Regions from separate parts of the Homo sapiens genome. Here region 2 is linked to region 1. Evidence: chromatin loops called from intact Hi-C (ENCODE). Cell type or tissue: K562. All regions are shown on one strand. Each heading gives the region's core, and the rest is flanking DNA. Links, peaks and the distances in the headings are about the cores only. Region 1 holds the start of STEAP1 (STEAP family member 1). Region 2 has its middle 24 kb from the start of SRI.

Region 1 (8,348 bases), core at 254-8,253:
TATACAATTTTTTATCTTTTGTACGATATATGTATGTTTACTATACCTTTTCTATGTTCAGATACACAAATACTTACTATTGTGTTTCAACTGCCCACAGTATTCAGCACAGTAACATGCTATACAGATTAGTAGCCTAGGAGCAATAGACTATACCATCTAGCCTAAGTATGTAGGAGGCTGTACCATCTAAGTTTATGTAAGTACACTCTATGATGTTTCCTCAACAATGAAATCCCGCCTTACAATGAATTTCTCAGAATGTATCCTGTCATGAAGAGACATGACTGTTCTTAAAACATTCTCCAAGTTTTAAAGGTTTAACTATAACAAAGAATAACGAGTTGCTTTTACATATGCCAACATTTACTTTGTTGAGGTACTCTTGGAATATTTTCCAGATATTATCTATTTCAAAATTACAGAACATTCATGATGAAGATATCTGTTGTTTTAGTTTGCCCACATTCTTTTCTGATTTAAAACATTTCCTCCATTTGGAGAAATGCCCTTCCTCCCTCCAATGTGATTTTGGGAGATTGTGTAAAATAGTAACGCTCATTCCCTGGTCACAGAAGTGGGTATATGACTCAGGCCTGGGCAGTTTCCTGTTTTCCCATTGATTGGCTTAGCGATGGCACAGAACCCTACTTAAACCTGGTCATTCTCTGATATTTATATATGGAAGTGGAAGAGAGAGATGAGATGTCTTTAACATTTTGTTAAGATAGCACAGTATAAGCCTGCCATGCTTTTTTCTCCATGCTCTAAGAAGGAACATGTTTTCATTAGAAAAGAAGAAAGCCAACACGGAAGCAGAACAAGAAGCAGAGAAAGACACAGAAGAGTCCTGGCGGCATATTTCAGTATTTAGAGCCCCTGAGACTAGATCCTGAATTTTTCAGTTAGACAGTCAACACATTCCCTTTTTTTTTGGTTTAAGTTAGTGTGATTTGGGTGTTCACCACTGGCATGTAAAAGAATTCTGAGTAAAGCATATGCCAATCATCAAGTATTTATGAACCCAACTCTGTGACCAACATTAAAGAGGAAAAATAGAAATGACACTCATGCCTGCTCTGGAGGAAATGACACTCTATCTCCTTAAGAAGCATTATTCCAAGTCATTTGGTGACTTAACCAACTGTATTACGCTGTTCTCGCACTGCTATAAAGAAATACCTGAGGCTGGGTAATTATTATAAAGAAAGGAGATTTAATTGGCTCATGGTTCCATAGGCTGTAAAGGAAGCATGGCAACATCTGCTTCTGGGGAGGGCTCAGAGGGCTTATAGTCATGGCGGAAGGTGAAGTGGGAGCAGGCGTCTTACATTATCGCAGTGGTCCCCAACCTTTTTGGCACCAGGGACTGGTTTCGTGGAAGACAATTTTTCCAAGTAGGGGAAGGGGGATAGGGTTTTGAGGTGAAACTGTTCCACCTCAGATCATCAGGCAATAGTTAGATTCTCATAAGGAGCACACAACCTAGATCCCTTGCATGTGCAGTTTGCAATAGGGTTCATGCACTTAGGAGAATCTAATGCCACTGTTCATCTGACAGGAGGTGGAGCTCAGGCAGTAATGCTCGCTGGCCTGCCACTCCCCTCCTGCTGTGCAGCCCAGTTCCTAAAAGGACACTGACTGATACCAGTCTGCGGCCACGGGGTTGGGTACCCCTGCACTAACGTGACAACAGCACCAAGGGGGGATGGTGTTAAACCATGAGAAACTGCTCCCATGGTCCAATCACCTCCCACCAGACCCCAGCTCCCTCACTGGGGGTTACATTTCAACATGAGATCTGAGGGAGAGACACAGCTCCAAACCATATCACCAACATAATAGTTTGTGGGGTGGGGGAGGGAGGTGCTAGGAATGGAAGTGTCACCTACTATAATCAAATGTAAGAAATAATTCACTATGTTTAGAAGATCTTTTAACTTTGAGGGTTGCAGTATCGTAAGGATGCTAACAAATCCACCTACATTTATTCAATATGAATTCATTAACTATATTGTGAACAACAATGTAAGGCAGGAGGAATGCAAAGTTAAATGAGATAAAGCCTCTGCTCTGAAAAACCTTGAGGTCTAGGAGAGAAGGCAGGCATTTCAACTGCATGGTAGAGCGATGTATCCTAGAGGAGGATAAAGTTTTACAGGCAGATGGTGGCATGGGAAGGGAAGTAGAGGAAAAGGCTCAGCGCTGTCTTCTAGACCCAGTCCTGGGGTAGCTAGCAGGTTGGCAGTGTTTGCTGACTGATGGCCACTACAAACGGAGTCTGGGTGGAAAACCAGAGTGGCCCTGGAGAGTTACCCAGCCATTTGTCTGCATGGTAAGGAGACCACACTCAAGAGCAAAGCCAAGGAAAAGCCCATGACAGTGAGGAAGCTTGTTGACTGTGTGGCCCACAGTCAACTCTATGCCCATAAGCCAGGAAAATAAACTATGAGTCAAATAAATTTGTTGGTTTCCATCAGACATTAACCAAAATGAAATTTAAGTTCTACAGTAAAATCTTTTCATAAAAAGAAAAATAACAGAAAACAACCTGGTGTTAAAATGTTAGGAACTCCAGAATTCGACCCAAAGTTCTCTTTCACCCCCTTTTAAAAAAAGTGAAGCATATTTCTAATGCGACTGCTGTTTTGCTGTACCAGGATGGCTGCCCTGGTGTTCCTAAATGTTGGCACAGCCCAACTTACTCATGTTTATGTCCCGCAGTTGAGAATATGAAGAAACCCAATGCCTGGAATACACTGTGGGTTGCATTGCATTTCCAACCTTTTATACTTTCAAGTGCACACTTGTTTTACATTTAACTAAGTGAAGTCGAGTTTTTTGTTTTTTTTTTTCACTGGGCTGTTTTTAAGCATTGCTTTCCCTCTGTGCTTAACATTCATGTTAAATGAATAACCTTTTATTACACGTCAGGATGTGGAGGGAAATGTATTTTACAAAAGTAACAAAGTAAGAAATTTGGAAGTGTACAAAAAATTTATGTCTACAAACACCTTCCAGTGGATTTGACCAGAATTACATATTTAAAGCCTTGATTGACTATTTTGGAGGGAACCTGAACCCCACCCAGATCCTGAAAGAGTAGGGCCAGTGTTCTAAGGACTAAAAATGAAAACCTCTGTTACCAGGAAACCCGAAGACGAGAAGTAGCACGATTTTAAGTACTGTGCACCAGTCATTCGTCAATGCACAGCAAACTCTGGCAACTTTGCCACGTTAAAAAACTTGCCATCAAAATCCAACCTGAGCACAAACTTAATAATCTACCACAACCTTAAGCCCCTAGCGAAAAGGCTTCCTGTGAGTCCCTGGCTCTCCCCAACCCCCGGCCCGGCCACAACCCAGCTGGGCTGGAAGGCAGCGCGCCCCAGAGCCGCGCATAAGCGGAGAATTGAGCAGCGCTCGCCCAGGAGGGCCGCTGTCCAGGTCACGAGAAGGCTTGCGACCCGCTACACCCCTCCCAAGACTGGGAGCGGGCGCCCAGCCTTGCAGGGACACGCGGGCGGACTCGAGGAGCAAACGGCCAGTGAGAACGATTCAAGGGACTCACCCACTCTTCGCCTTAGCTTGACCGTGAGTCTCGGCTGCCGCTGCTGCCCAGAGGTGCGGGCCCCACGCGGCGCCTGAGCCTCCAGAGCGCGGAGCCTCCAAGCCAGCTGCAGGCCCCGCCTCCTTGTCCGTTGCGCGTCCAGCGCCACCTGCTGGCGCCCCGCGTCCGCAGGGTTCCGGAACGTCCTTGGAGGCTAAGACTCCCCAAGTCGCACTCCGGCCTCTCCCAGTTTCCTCTCAAATGCCGTCTGCCCTGCACCTGAGGTCCGTTTCGCGCCCTCCAACCCCTCGCCTTTTGTTTAATCTCCACTAAGGAACGTTTGTGCATTTCTCTAGAGCAGTGGTTCTCAGACTTTAGCGTGTATAAGATTACCCGGGGGCTTATTAAAACACCGATTGTTGGGCTGTCCGCCCACAGTTTCCGGTTCAGTATGTCTGGGATGGGGTCTGAGATTCTCATTTGTAACAAGTTCCCATGAGATATGGAAGCATTCCCAGATCACACTTTGAGATAGACCGTTTAGAGCTTACAAACCCTCCCACACGTTAGCTTATTTATTTTTATTTTATTTTTATTTTTTTTGAGACGGAGTCTCAGTCTGTTGCCCAGGCTGGAGTGCGGTGGCGCGATCTTGGCTCACTGCAACCTCCAGCCCCGGGTTCAAGCGATTCTCCTGCCTCAGCCTCCCGAGTAGCTGGGATTACAGGCGCCTGCCACTGTGCCCGGCTAATTTTTGTATTTTCAGCAGAGACGGGGATTTCACCATCTTGGCCAGGCTGGTCCTGAATTCCTGACCTCGTGATCCACCCGCCTCGGCCTCCCAAAGTGCTGAGATTACAGGCGTGAGCCACCGCGCCCAGCCACCTTATTTAAAACCTAACAGCCGGTCCTGAAGTGGCTGTGATTGACAGTTTGAGGAATCCGAAGCTGAATTTCTGAGAGTGACTTGCTCCCTGAATTGTTCAAATTGTGTACCTTTAATCGCACAAACCCTGCTCCCCAGCCGAAAAAAAAACCCTTAAACCCCATGTTTACTCCGTCCCTCCCTTCCTTGCCTTAGCTTTTAAGTGCAGCTTCCCATATCCTAGCTCAATGAAGTATTCCAAACCTAAAGTAAAGTTAACTGTTAATATTCCAAGGTTTTAGAAAAAGACAACTTGAGCAGGGGATTTACTTCTCTCCGTTGGAACCAGCCTCAAGATAGGGTCTGAGACATGAATTGCAAAATTCTGGGGATTTGGTATACAACATTCTCAGGACTAAGCTGAGTAGAAAACACAAAGGAAAATAAACGCGCAACCACATTTTCCATGATTGTTTTTTATTCACTGCTAGGGCACCGAAGACTGTTCATGTTTTTTTTTTTTTTTTTTTTTTTTTTTTACTTTTTTTTTTTTAATTATTATTATTTTTTTTTATTGATCATTCTTGGGTGTTTCTCGCAGAGGGGGATTTGGCAGGGTCATAGGACAATAGTGGAGGGAAGGTCAGCAGATAAACAAGTGAACAAAGTTCTCTGGTTTTCCTAGGCAGAGGACCCTGCGGCCTTCCGCAGTGTTTGTGTCCCTGAGTACTTGAGATTAGGGAGTGGTGATGACTCTTAACTAGCATGCCGCCTTCAAGCATCCGTTTAACAAAGCATGTTTTAATATAAGTATTTTCTGTAGTCACTGACTTTCCTTGGATTAGTTTAAAGCCCTTTGAAGCTTAAATTACCGTGGACTGACACCTTGTGGTGGAAATAGAATCTTACACCTGTTGTTTCTAGTGAAACTAGAAAATAATTTAAAAGTTTTAGAAAAGAAATCTGTGTAATCTTTGTATGTGTAGCACAGACTACAAAGAATTAAGACTTTTTAACTAAGCATTGTTGAGTTTTAAAAGTGATCATGGGTCTTAAATGGTCAGACAAAACGATATGCTTTTATTGTTTAACATTTGGTAGAACAAAGGTCATTCTGTTTTTCACAATCTATTTTCCATATGAAAAGGGCAAAGAGTTATTATTGTGTTAACATAATAATATATATTCATATGAATATGGCTATATAGCAAGCTGCACTTAAAACTGCTTTTCCTTTTCTAATTAAAACATTTAAAATCAAACCCCAAATATTTTTGTTTTATAATTAGACTTTAGCAATTTTATTTCTGCACTTCTTATAAAAGGTTTTTTTGCCCAATATTTTAGTGTGGAGAATAAATAGAGTATGTTCCAAAGTAAAATGATTAAAAGTGTGAGATTATTTATCAATTAGTTTGTAGATATTATAAAAGAAACACAATATTCGATTAAGAAAAACATATTACTAAAAAGCTTTTATTGAGTTGCCAGGAGTTAGTATCATAGATGAACTATCTGCAATTTTTGCATACAAATAACCTGTAATTTGAGGTGTGAGATAAAGAAAAAAAATTTTTGTGGTGGGGGCGGGTAATACAATGCCAGAGCATCTCAGAATGCTGAGTCAGCCTCTTTAGCACATACTTTTAAAAACAAGTGTGGCTTGTGGAAAGCCACATTATGCTATTGCAAATGTTGAAAGGCAAGTTGCTAGTTTTGCTGTGACTCTAAACAACTAGAGGATTTAAAATGGGAGTTCGCCCATGAGTTACCAATAAATTTGGATCTTTCAGAATATTCTGTAATAAACTTAAACTATAGTGAGAGCGCATATTAACATAATGGACCTCAGTGTTATTTGAGGTCAAATACTAAACTGGTGACTTCATAATAACATGCTGTGGAGAAAATATAATTTAGAATCCACGAGTATTTTTGCCTGTCAAATAAGCAACCTGATCTTAGAACCTGATGAGACGACCATTTTAAAAGTAAATGAAATACTATGGTGTGAGAGATAAAATAAAAAATATCATACTATTAAAGATAATCACAATGAGAAATAGACAGTAAATTTTAAGTGAATGACAAGAATTATATTAAGTTTTTTCCTTTGGAAATCTAACTCCTGAAGGGACAGCAATTTAAGTAATGATCAACACTATTTCCAAGTCTGCCTCTTACGAAAGAAGAATGGTCAGACTTTTATTTTAAACGACTGCAAAAATTACCTAAGTTCAAGAAGAAATATTTGTCAAAATGATGTTTTAAGACAGACATGATAAGGCTTCACTGGCCAAAATTTCTGATTCTGTTAACCTCATATGATACATTCTCTTTACTAGTTCAAGATCTACTGTAATCTTCAAAGTATGTGGTCAGTTTGTCCCTCGTGTCTGCGTTTAAAAGTGGTTGGGGGTAGAGAGGAGGTCTGTTCTTGGGACTGGAGGTTTTAACTATTCTTCTGAATTCTTTCTCCCAAACTCAAAGTCCCTTATTGCTCTTTCACCAAGACAGGCAACAGTAAACATCTTTTCAGGTAGGTTGTAAGAGTAGGTGCTTCATTTCCAAGCTCACAGATCTCTGCCTGAGTACTGTTCAGTGATGTTCAAAATGCCGTGATATATTCCATTGGCTTTAAATATGTTGCGATCTATGAAAAGACTAAAGTTCCTGGCAATGGTACCATATTAAGCCTTATCAGTTATTTACATCCTACTATAAAGAATATTTCAGCTTTTTCTGAAAGTATGTTCTGGCATGGAGAAAGAAATATCAGGATATCAAACACTTATAATAGAAGGTTATGAAGGGGTTATACCTTAGGGAAAAAAGAAGGTATTATTATCCTCATTTAGAGGATATGGAGAAATTAAGGCTCTGTTTCAAAGCAAGTCTGTAAATTCTTTAACATTCTTCCCATCAAGAAGAGAGACCTATCTCCTGCCCTGGAACATGGGCAGCACTTTTGACTGTCTCCGTGCATATAATATGGTGGAAGTGACACTGCTTGACTTGTGAAGCTGGATCACAATGGGTTATTGACTTCCACCAGCCTGTCTCCGGGTACAGGTGACTTCATGTAAGAAGTCCAGCTACCCTGACAGAGAGTCCACATGGAGGGAGCACATTGTAATAGACAGAGGTGCCTGAGGAGCCCCGACTGTTCCAGCCGCCAGCTATTTAGGTCTTCCCAAGTCAGGCACCAGAGAATATGAATGGAAAGGCCTTCAAGAGAACTCTAGCCCCAGCCATTGTCTGATTGTCACTGCATGAGGACCAAAAACTGCCTAGCTGAGCCCCATCAACCCCTAAAGAAGTGAAAGATAGTAATGACAAATGCTTGCTGTTGTTTTATAGCACCAAGTTCTGAGTGGTTTGTTGTGCTGCAGGCTCCAAGAGAAGTAACTTTCTGAGAGCACTCAGGAATTTCTTAGTGGAAATGGGGCTAGAATCAATTAACTGCATTTAATGCAGTATTAACCAGACAACTGTGTTGGGTCCTGGGGACCAGAGAAGAATTAACACACAGCCCAAGCCTTCCCCTGGTCTGAGCTTCCTCTTCCCACCTTCATATTCATGGCAGCTTCTTCTTGCTGGGAGTGGGATGGAGGAGCCCTAGGGCTGCTGGCTTCTGGAAGGAACTGGATCCAGGGCACCCTGGCTATTCCCTTGCTCCATGCTGTGTGCAGGTGGCTCTGGCACCAAGAGGTGGCACCAAACCTGCTGCCAGCCTTGGCTTTCTCACCAGTGGGGCTCCGATGAGTTGACAGACTGTGTTTGGAATTGAGCATGGCGGTATTACAAAGGCAAATGGGTACCACACAACCTGCCTGCAGTGTTGCTTTGTTCTGATGAATTACACCGAGTCCCTGGATTCACATTTGGCTGGATTGTCAGGAAAAATATGTGTTCTGGGTTCCAGCTGATCTT
Region 2 (8,348 bases), core at 212-8,211, 1.9 Mb after region 1:
AAAAAAACAAGAACAAAATAAACCCCAAATTCATAGAAGAAAGGAAATAATAGACCAGAGCAGAAATTATTGAACTAGAGACTTAAAAATACAAAAGATCAATGGAACCAAGAGTTGGTTTTATAGAAAGATAAAATATACAAACCTTGAGCTAGACCAAGAGAAAAATAGAGAAGACTCAAATAAATAAATTCATAGATGAAAAATGGGGCATAACAACTGATACCACAGAAACACAAAAGATCAATTGCTGGTGAACAATTATACACCAACAAATTGGAGAACATAGATAAATAATGAGATAAGTTTCTGGACACATAGAACCTACCAAGACTGAATAATGAAGAAATAGAAAATCTGAGCAGAATAATAAAAAGTGAGGAAATTGAATAAGTTGTAAAACGTCTTCCATCAGAGAAAAACCCATGAGCTGGATAGCTTTTTTTGTTGCTGAAATCTACCAATCATTTAAGGAGGAACTAATACCAAATTATTGTCAGACTACTCAAGAAAATTGAAGGAGATTACTTAATTCCTAATTCATTCTACAAGGCCAGAATTACCCTGATACCAAAATCAGAGCAAAACACAACACAAAAAGAACACTATATCTCTGATGAACATAGATGCAAAACTCCTCAACAAAATACTTGCAAACTGAATTTAACAGCACATTAAAGAGATTATCTATGATGGTCAAGTGGGATTTATCCCAGTGATGCAAAGATGGTTCAATATACGCAAGTCAATAAATGTGATATATATCACATAAGAATGAAAGACCAAAACCATATGATCATTTCAATAAATGCAGAAAAAGCATTAAATGAAATGAAATATCACTTCTTGATTAAAAAAAATCAACAACTTAGGATTAGAAGGTACATACTATACAAGGTCCATATATGATAAACCCACAGTTAACATGATACTAAATGAGAAAAAGTTGAAAGTTTTTTCTCTAAGTTCTAGAACAAGACAGGGATGCTGATTTTCACCACTTCTATTCAACATAGTATTGGAAGTCTTAGCCATAGCAATTAGTCAAGAGAAGCAAATAAAGGGTATCCAAATTGGAAAATAAGAATTCAAACTGTCCTCATTTGCAGATGACATGACTGTATATGTAGACAACCCTAAAGACTCCACCAAAAACCATTAGCACTCTTAAACAAATTCAGTGAAGTTGTAGGATACAAAATCAACATACCCAAATTAGTAGCATTTCTATATACCAGTAATAAACTATCTTAAAGAGAAATCAAGAAAACAATACCATTCATGTAACTATTAATACAAAAAAGTACTTAGAAATAAATTTTAAAAGAAGGTGAAAGATCTCTACACCGAAAACTATAAAACATAAGTAAAAGAAGTTGAACAGAACACAAATAAATGGAAAGATATCCCATGTTCATGGATTGGAATAGTTAATATTATTAAAATGTCCATACTACCCAAAGGGATCTACAGAGTCAATGTAACTCCTATCAAAATATCAACAACATTCTTCACAGAAATAGAAAAAAAATCTTACAATGTGTATAGAACAACAAAATACACCAAATTTTTCTTTAGCAGAAAAAAAATAAAACAAGCTGGTGGCATCACAACAAAACAGTATATCACAGGGATCACCCTGTCACAACCAAAACACAACACAACCAAAACAGGATGATATAAGCATTAAAAACAGACATACAGACCAATGGAAAGGAATAAAGACCACAGAAATAAATTCATGTAACTGCAGCCAACTGATTTTCAACAAAGATGCCCATACTGGGGAAAAGAGCAGTCTCTTCAATAAGCGGTGCTGGGAAAATTAGATATCCATACACAGAAGATTGAAACTAGATCCCTATCATACACCATGTACAAAAATCACCTCCAAATGGATTAAAGACTTAAACATGAGGCCTGACATTATGAAACTACTGGAAGAAAAACTTGGAGAAACATTTCAGGACAATGGCCTGGGAAATAATTTGCTGGATATGACTCCAAAAATTCTGGCAATAATATAAAAAAATGGACAAAGGGAACAATCAAGAGAGAAGAGATAACCTACAGAATGGGAGAAAAATGTTTGTAAACTATACCTATGACAAGGGGTTAATATCCAGAATATCTAAAAAACTCGAACAACTCAATAGCAAAACAAACAAATAATATGATTTAAAAATGGGCAAAACACCATAATAGACATTTCTCAAAAGGAGGCATACACATGACCAGAAAGCATAGGAAAAGATGTTCAAATTACTAATCATAAGTGAAATGCAAACTAAAACCACAAGATATCACCTCATGCCTGTTAGAATGGCTATTATCGAAAACAAAAGATAACAAGTATTGGAGAGGATATGGAGAAAAGAGAACTCTTGTAACCTTTGGTGGGAATGTAAATTATTATGGCCATTACGGAAAACAGTATGGAGGTTCTTCAAAAATATAAAAATAGAGCTACCATATTAAGACTAGAAGGTACATAGTACACAACAAAGAGATACCTGCATTTCCACGTTCATTGTAGCACTGTTCACAATAGTCAAGATATAAAATCAATTTATGTGTTAATCCATGGATGAATGGATAAAGAAAATGTGGTATATAAACATAATGGAATACTATTCATCTATAAAAAAGAATAAAATCCTGTCGTATAAGACAACATGAAAGAGATTATGTTACTTGAAATAAACCAGACACTGAAAGACAAATGATGTTACTTATAAGTAGAATCTAAAAAGTTCATCTCATAAAAGCAGTGAATAGACCAGTGGTTACCAGCAAGTGGGGAAAGGAGAAAGTGGAGGGGAAATAGGGAGGATCGGTCAATGGGTATAAAGTTACAAATAGATAGGAAGAATGAGTTCTATTGTCTTATTGCACAGTAGAGTGAATATAGTTAACAATAATGTATTGAATATTTCAAAATAGCTAGAAAGAACATTTTGAATGTTCTTACTACAAAAAAATGATAAATGTTTGTGATGATGGATATGCTAATTACCCTGATTTGATAATCACACAATGTATATGTGTATCAAAACATCACATAGTACCAAATATGTACACATATTTATGTACGTATTTGTATCTTATGTACACAAATATGTACAATTATTTTGTGTCAATTGTTTCTTTAAAAAGCACCAAATGTATATTAATTACATTACTAATGATAGGATGTCTTCATGACAGGAATAGAGAAACAAACTACACATGTATGTATAATAGATGGAAATATTTAGAGCTATAAAGGGGCCTAAAGAGTTAAAAGGATACCTAAAAATATATGGAAGAATATACAAAATAAATGAAGGTACACAGTGAACAATAACTTTGTCTTGTCTATCCTATGCCCTCCCTGTACCTCTAAGACTATTCTACACATAGTCCATGCTTGTAAATATTAGTTGAATAAAGAAATAAATGTAGATATATGCATGTGTGTATATATAAGGGTATACACACATACACAGACACACACATAACATAATTCTGAAGTATTTATAGAATTCAGTCATTGATCTGCTTTGAAATACAGGATAAAATAAGTTGTTTCTCTGATTTAGGAGGACAAAGGTAGAAAGGAAATAAAATCTATACTAACAGGTTACCCAAATGTTAGAAATATACAAATGAAATTCTTCATATATGATTTAAAATAATTTTTAATGCTAACTATGTTTATGTAGTTGAATAATTTTTTCCATTAGAAAATAAAAATAAAAACTCATAAATAGCCTGCGGGAGGAAATTGCATATGTGACTAACATAAAAGCATTAGCTTCTGAGAGATAGCTACAGAAAGGCTTTGCTGCTTGCAGGATGTCTAATCAATCAGATATCTCAGGATAGACTTTCCAAGTACCTGCTTGGAAATTTGATTATTTTTTCAGGTCTGTTCCTGTGGTTTTAATTAAGCTAAAGATCATATCAATGTTTATACTTGACATAAATGATTCCATTTCCAACTGCTTTCCAGATTTCTAAATAGCATGTGCATCAAGGATAGAAGACACTAAAGGTTACATATCATTTCACACAGAGACTATCCTTTTCCCATTATACATTCTTGGCATCTTTGTTGAAAATCAACTAACTGTAAATGTGTGGATTTAATTCTAGGCTCTCTATCTTGTTCCATTGGTTCGTATGTCTTTTTATGCCTGTATTATGTTGTTTTGATAAATCAAATCTATTTTAACCGGAAAGTTCAATCCATTTAAATTGATTGTGATTACTAATATATTTGGATTTATTTCACATATCTCATTTTATGTTGCTTTATAATAATAATTTCCCCTTTCTTGCCTTTTCTTGGATTAATGGACTATTTCCCCTCATCCCATTTTTGTTTCCTGTTTCTGCTTTGAAAGTTTATTTTGGTCTTTATAGTAGGTACCCTAGAAATTGTAATATGCATATTTAACTTTTTTGAATTTTAAAGAGAATCAACATTTTTACTCTCCTTCTAAATAATACAAGGATTCCAACCACCATCCCCTTCTACTTACATGGGGTATTGTTGCTTGACATATTTCTGCTGCCTATTTACTTACTATCTCTCAGCTCCAATCCTACTCTGTTCTACTCTGCTCTGTGCTGGGACTCTGCGGAATATCTTTCCCAGACTCCCTTGCCCACTAACTGCCTATTGTGTTTTGTTACTAGGGTTACATAATGGGAGTGAAAGGTGAGAAAAGAGGAAAACAACATTGCTTCCAATTGTTCCAGTTCTGGTCAGTGTTGCCCATCAGTAGCTTCATTGGTCCAGCCTTCAGCTTTTTTCAAAACTCCTCTAGCCTTAGCAATTTCCCTCAGAGCAACTAGCATCCTCCAGTGGCACCCACTGTGAAATGTCCTTGTTGAAGCTTACTGTAAATGCGAAAACAAATGAGTGAAAAATGCAAGAAAGGTTTCAAACCAAATACAATGTTATAATGACACCTTGTGGATATGGGCAGTATACCACTGACCAAGCTTCAGTGAAATGCAACATTAGCTGTAAAATCACCAAACATAAAATACTACACATTTTGAAACTAAAAACTAAAAATAAAAAAAAGCTACTTAATGTAGAAAAAAATGAATAACAAATAAACATAGAGTAATAGAAACTACAAGTTGGTGATCTCTTTTCCATATTCCTGTGAGACACAGCACTAGATCACTCCTTAAAGACTCGTTTTCTTCCATTCAATTTACTGCCATTTTAATTTTCCCGAGTTTAAGGCCTCCTTTTTCTTTTCTTATAAATCAGTGTTTTTCATCCTTTTCTGAGAATTAAATTTTTTAATGTTCATTATATATATTTTTTTCTAGTAGTGTCTTGCAGAAGTCTACATTAAAAATTTCAATTTGTCAAAAAAAAAAAAAAAAAAACCCTGAGGTTTTAGCAACCTATCTTTGTAAATTAACTGTTTTTGTGTGAGGTAATGAAATTAGCCCTGATATAATCACAGTGTATTCATGACTTTTTCTAATTTTTCTAAATTTTGCCTTTTGCTAATAACTTGTTTTTTAATAACAACCTATTACTTTTTATGATGTTTGTGTCAGTTACCACTTAAGCAGAATCTAATCGCTTTCGTATTCTATAATTAAATTAATGTGGACATTTAGTACACTATATAATATTATTAGAAAACAAGAGATTTGGTTTGAGAAGACCTAAATTCAAATCTAACTTGGCTATTTATTAGTGAAACCAGGGGCAAGTTACTTTGACTTAAATTAACCTGATTATAATCATCTGTAAAACAAAGATTATAAACATGAATAACAAATTTTAAAATATCCAGCAGTAAAATGTATATAAAACATTTATATACTGTAAAGCATTACACAGATACAAGTAGTTAAAATAGCATGTATGCATTACATTCAATATTTTATTCATAAGAGTCTACTTTAGAATTTTATGTGAAATTTAAAGTAGCTCATTCCATGCATCTGGCAAACAAAATCATCCCATAATTTCTGAGGATCTGTTTTTTACAAGATACTGTAAGAGACATAGAGGCAAATGTTACCAGTGACTGCCCGAAAGTTTTATAATTTTATTGAGGATTCATGTATACTTGATAAGTTGTTGCAAAAAGAGATTTAATTCATCAAGACGTGATAAGAGCTGTAGTCTTGGGTGACATCACAGAAGAAGTATTCAGCTGGGTATGGAATAGAACACAGATGAGGAAGGACATTTAATGATGAAAATACAGCATGAACAAAGGAATTATTTGGTTTTTCCTTTTCTTAGCACTGTTATAGTATTTCCTGTTAATACAACTCACTTTGTCTCCTAACTATAACTTGTATTGATAGTATTATTATATGTGTATTACATGTGTAGATGTCATGTTTCTCTGTATAAACTATATGTTTACAAAGTATACAGATGTCTAATATAAGTCACTTATTTTACCAGGTGCTGGAGATTTACCATATATGGGTGATTAACCCATTAACAGTGTATGAAAAAGCTGCACCAGAGCATGTACAAAGTACTTCAGGGTCGCAGAGAAGAGGTGATTAATTCTAAGCTTCAGAACAGCGCAAACTAATTTTTGCATTTTGTTCATATCACCCCAGAGCACCAAGCTTTACATTAGCTTTATAATAGGTACTCAAAACGTTAATAAACAGATGAACTAATGAACAAACAAAAAATGCAGACAAGAACAGGCTGACAATCCCATGGGAATTACCCAGACTTGTTGGAAGGAAAAAAGTGGGAAAGTAAATTGGTGCCCAATTTTTGGAGATATGGAATCTTGGATGAAAAAGATTAGACTTGGGCCAGGCACAGTGGCTCATGCCTGTAATCCCAGCATTTGGGAGGGCAGATCACTTGAGGCTAGGAGTTCAAGGCCAGCCTGGACAACATGGCGAAATCCCGTCCCTACTAAAAATACAAAAAAAAAAAAAAAAAAAAATGAGCCAGACATGGTGGCGCGCGCCTGTAATCCCAGCTACCCAGGAAGCTGAAGCATGAGAATTGCTTGAAACCAGGAGGCAGAGGTTGCCGTGAGCCGAGATCACACCGCTGCAATCCAGCCTGGGCGACAGAGCAGAATCCATCTCAAAAAAAAAAAAAAAAAAAAAGGATTAGACTTGAAGTTCTTCAAAGTGTATGGTAAACACAACTCACTTTTATGTACTTCAGGGGAAACAAGAAGTGAAAACTGTACATGATTCCAAAGAACTATCCCTTGTGGGATTTAACTTTTTAACAGCCCAACACTCTGAGCCTGACATGGAAAAGACGGCCAGTGTGTATTTGTTTTAATTAATTAGTGCATGGATGGATAGATGGATGGATGGATGGATGGATGGATGGATGGATGGATGGATGGATGGGAGTAGCTTAGGCAACTAATAATCCCAATTAATAGGTCACTTAACAGAACTTCTGCCTTTGAAAGGAAGACTTCAATTTACCAGGGATGGTGTCACCTGGTTTTTTTTTTTTTTAATTGGTAACAACTGCTTCATTTTGTAAAATATCTAAGTATTTGATTCCATGGAGCAATGTTATTTAAGATTAAATGATTGTACTCTTGAAGAAAGGTAACATTCATATAACCAACACTATGTGCAATTTACATCCTTTTGTTTGTTTGTTTTGTTTTGTTTTGACAGGAAGTTTCGCTCTGTCACCCAGGCTGGAGTGCAATGAGTCAATCTCGGCTCATCGGCTCACTGCAGCCTCTATCTCCCAGGTTCAAGAGATTCTCCTGCCTCAGCCTCCCAAGTAGCTGGAATTACAGGCACCCACCACCACACCTGGCTAATTTTTTGTGTGTTTTTAGTACAGAAAGGGTTCTATGTGATGTATTTTTTATTTTGGCTGCTATTAGTGATACCTTAGGCTCTAATAATGTGTGTACAGTTTGAAGTGGACTAAGTTGTATTCAGTAGAATTAGAATATAAAGTACATTACAACTTCATAGATATTGTTAACCAAAATAGGTAGAACATCTTATTTTTTGAAATTTCCTGATAATATTATAACTGTTAGAGAGGGGGTGCAATTTGTGGTTCATATCTTATGTATTATCTTGACTTCTCTCTTAATAAATGTAAGGTTAGTATTTTTTCACCTGTAAAAATTAATTGTAAGTAGTTTTTCTCCCTATAATTCTTGTAAGGTTTATGGATCTTCTATTCACGTCTCTATATTTTTTAAATTATTTTTTGAAATGCAAGCTAATACTGCTACATTATAGTTTATTTGGGAAGTAAAAACAAAAAAAAACACTCTTAATTGCATGAACTTCACTCAATCATTATCTTTTTGACATATTTCTTTTCAATCTTTTTTCTGCCTATGCAT

Evidence for each region. Hi-C counts contacts between places; a loop is a spot of excess contacts. Peaks named below come from ENCODE experiments on the same cell type or tissue, not always from the same donor. Only the 100,000 strongest peaks of a DNase experiment are listed, where the experiment ranks them.
Region 2: a loop joins it to region 1, with 6 times the contacts of the local background. A loop is called at or near these places in 3 of 110 quality-filtered maps.

Annotation. Positions count from the first base shown.
Region 1 is chr7:90,149,767-90,158,114 of GRCh38, reverse strand. STEAP1 (STEAP family member 1) reads right to left here and starts at 3,646. Exons shown (of 5, transcript NM_012449.3): 1 at 3,572-3,646. The region is part of intron 2 of STEAP2-AS1 (STEAP2 antisense RNA 1); the gene reads left to right. RefSeq lists an enhancer at 4,890-5,430. In K562, for the core only: CTCF peaks have their summits at 3,722 (motif pointing left) and 5,279 (motif pointing left); DNase peaks (open chromatin) are centred at 3,414, 3,674 and 5,254; H3K4me3 peaks cover 574 bases.
Region 2 is chr7:88,240,056-88,248,403 of GRCh38, reverse strand. No RefSeq gene overlaps it. Among named protein-coding and RNA genes, the nearest start is that of SRI, 24 kb to the right of the region's middle. In K562, for the core only: a CTCF peak has its summit at 4,949 (motif pointing left); a DNase peak (open chromatin) is centred at 4,953.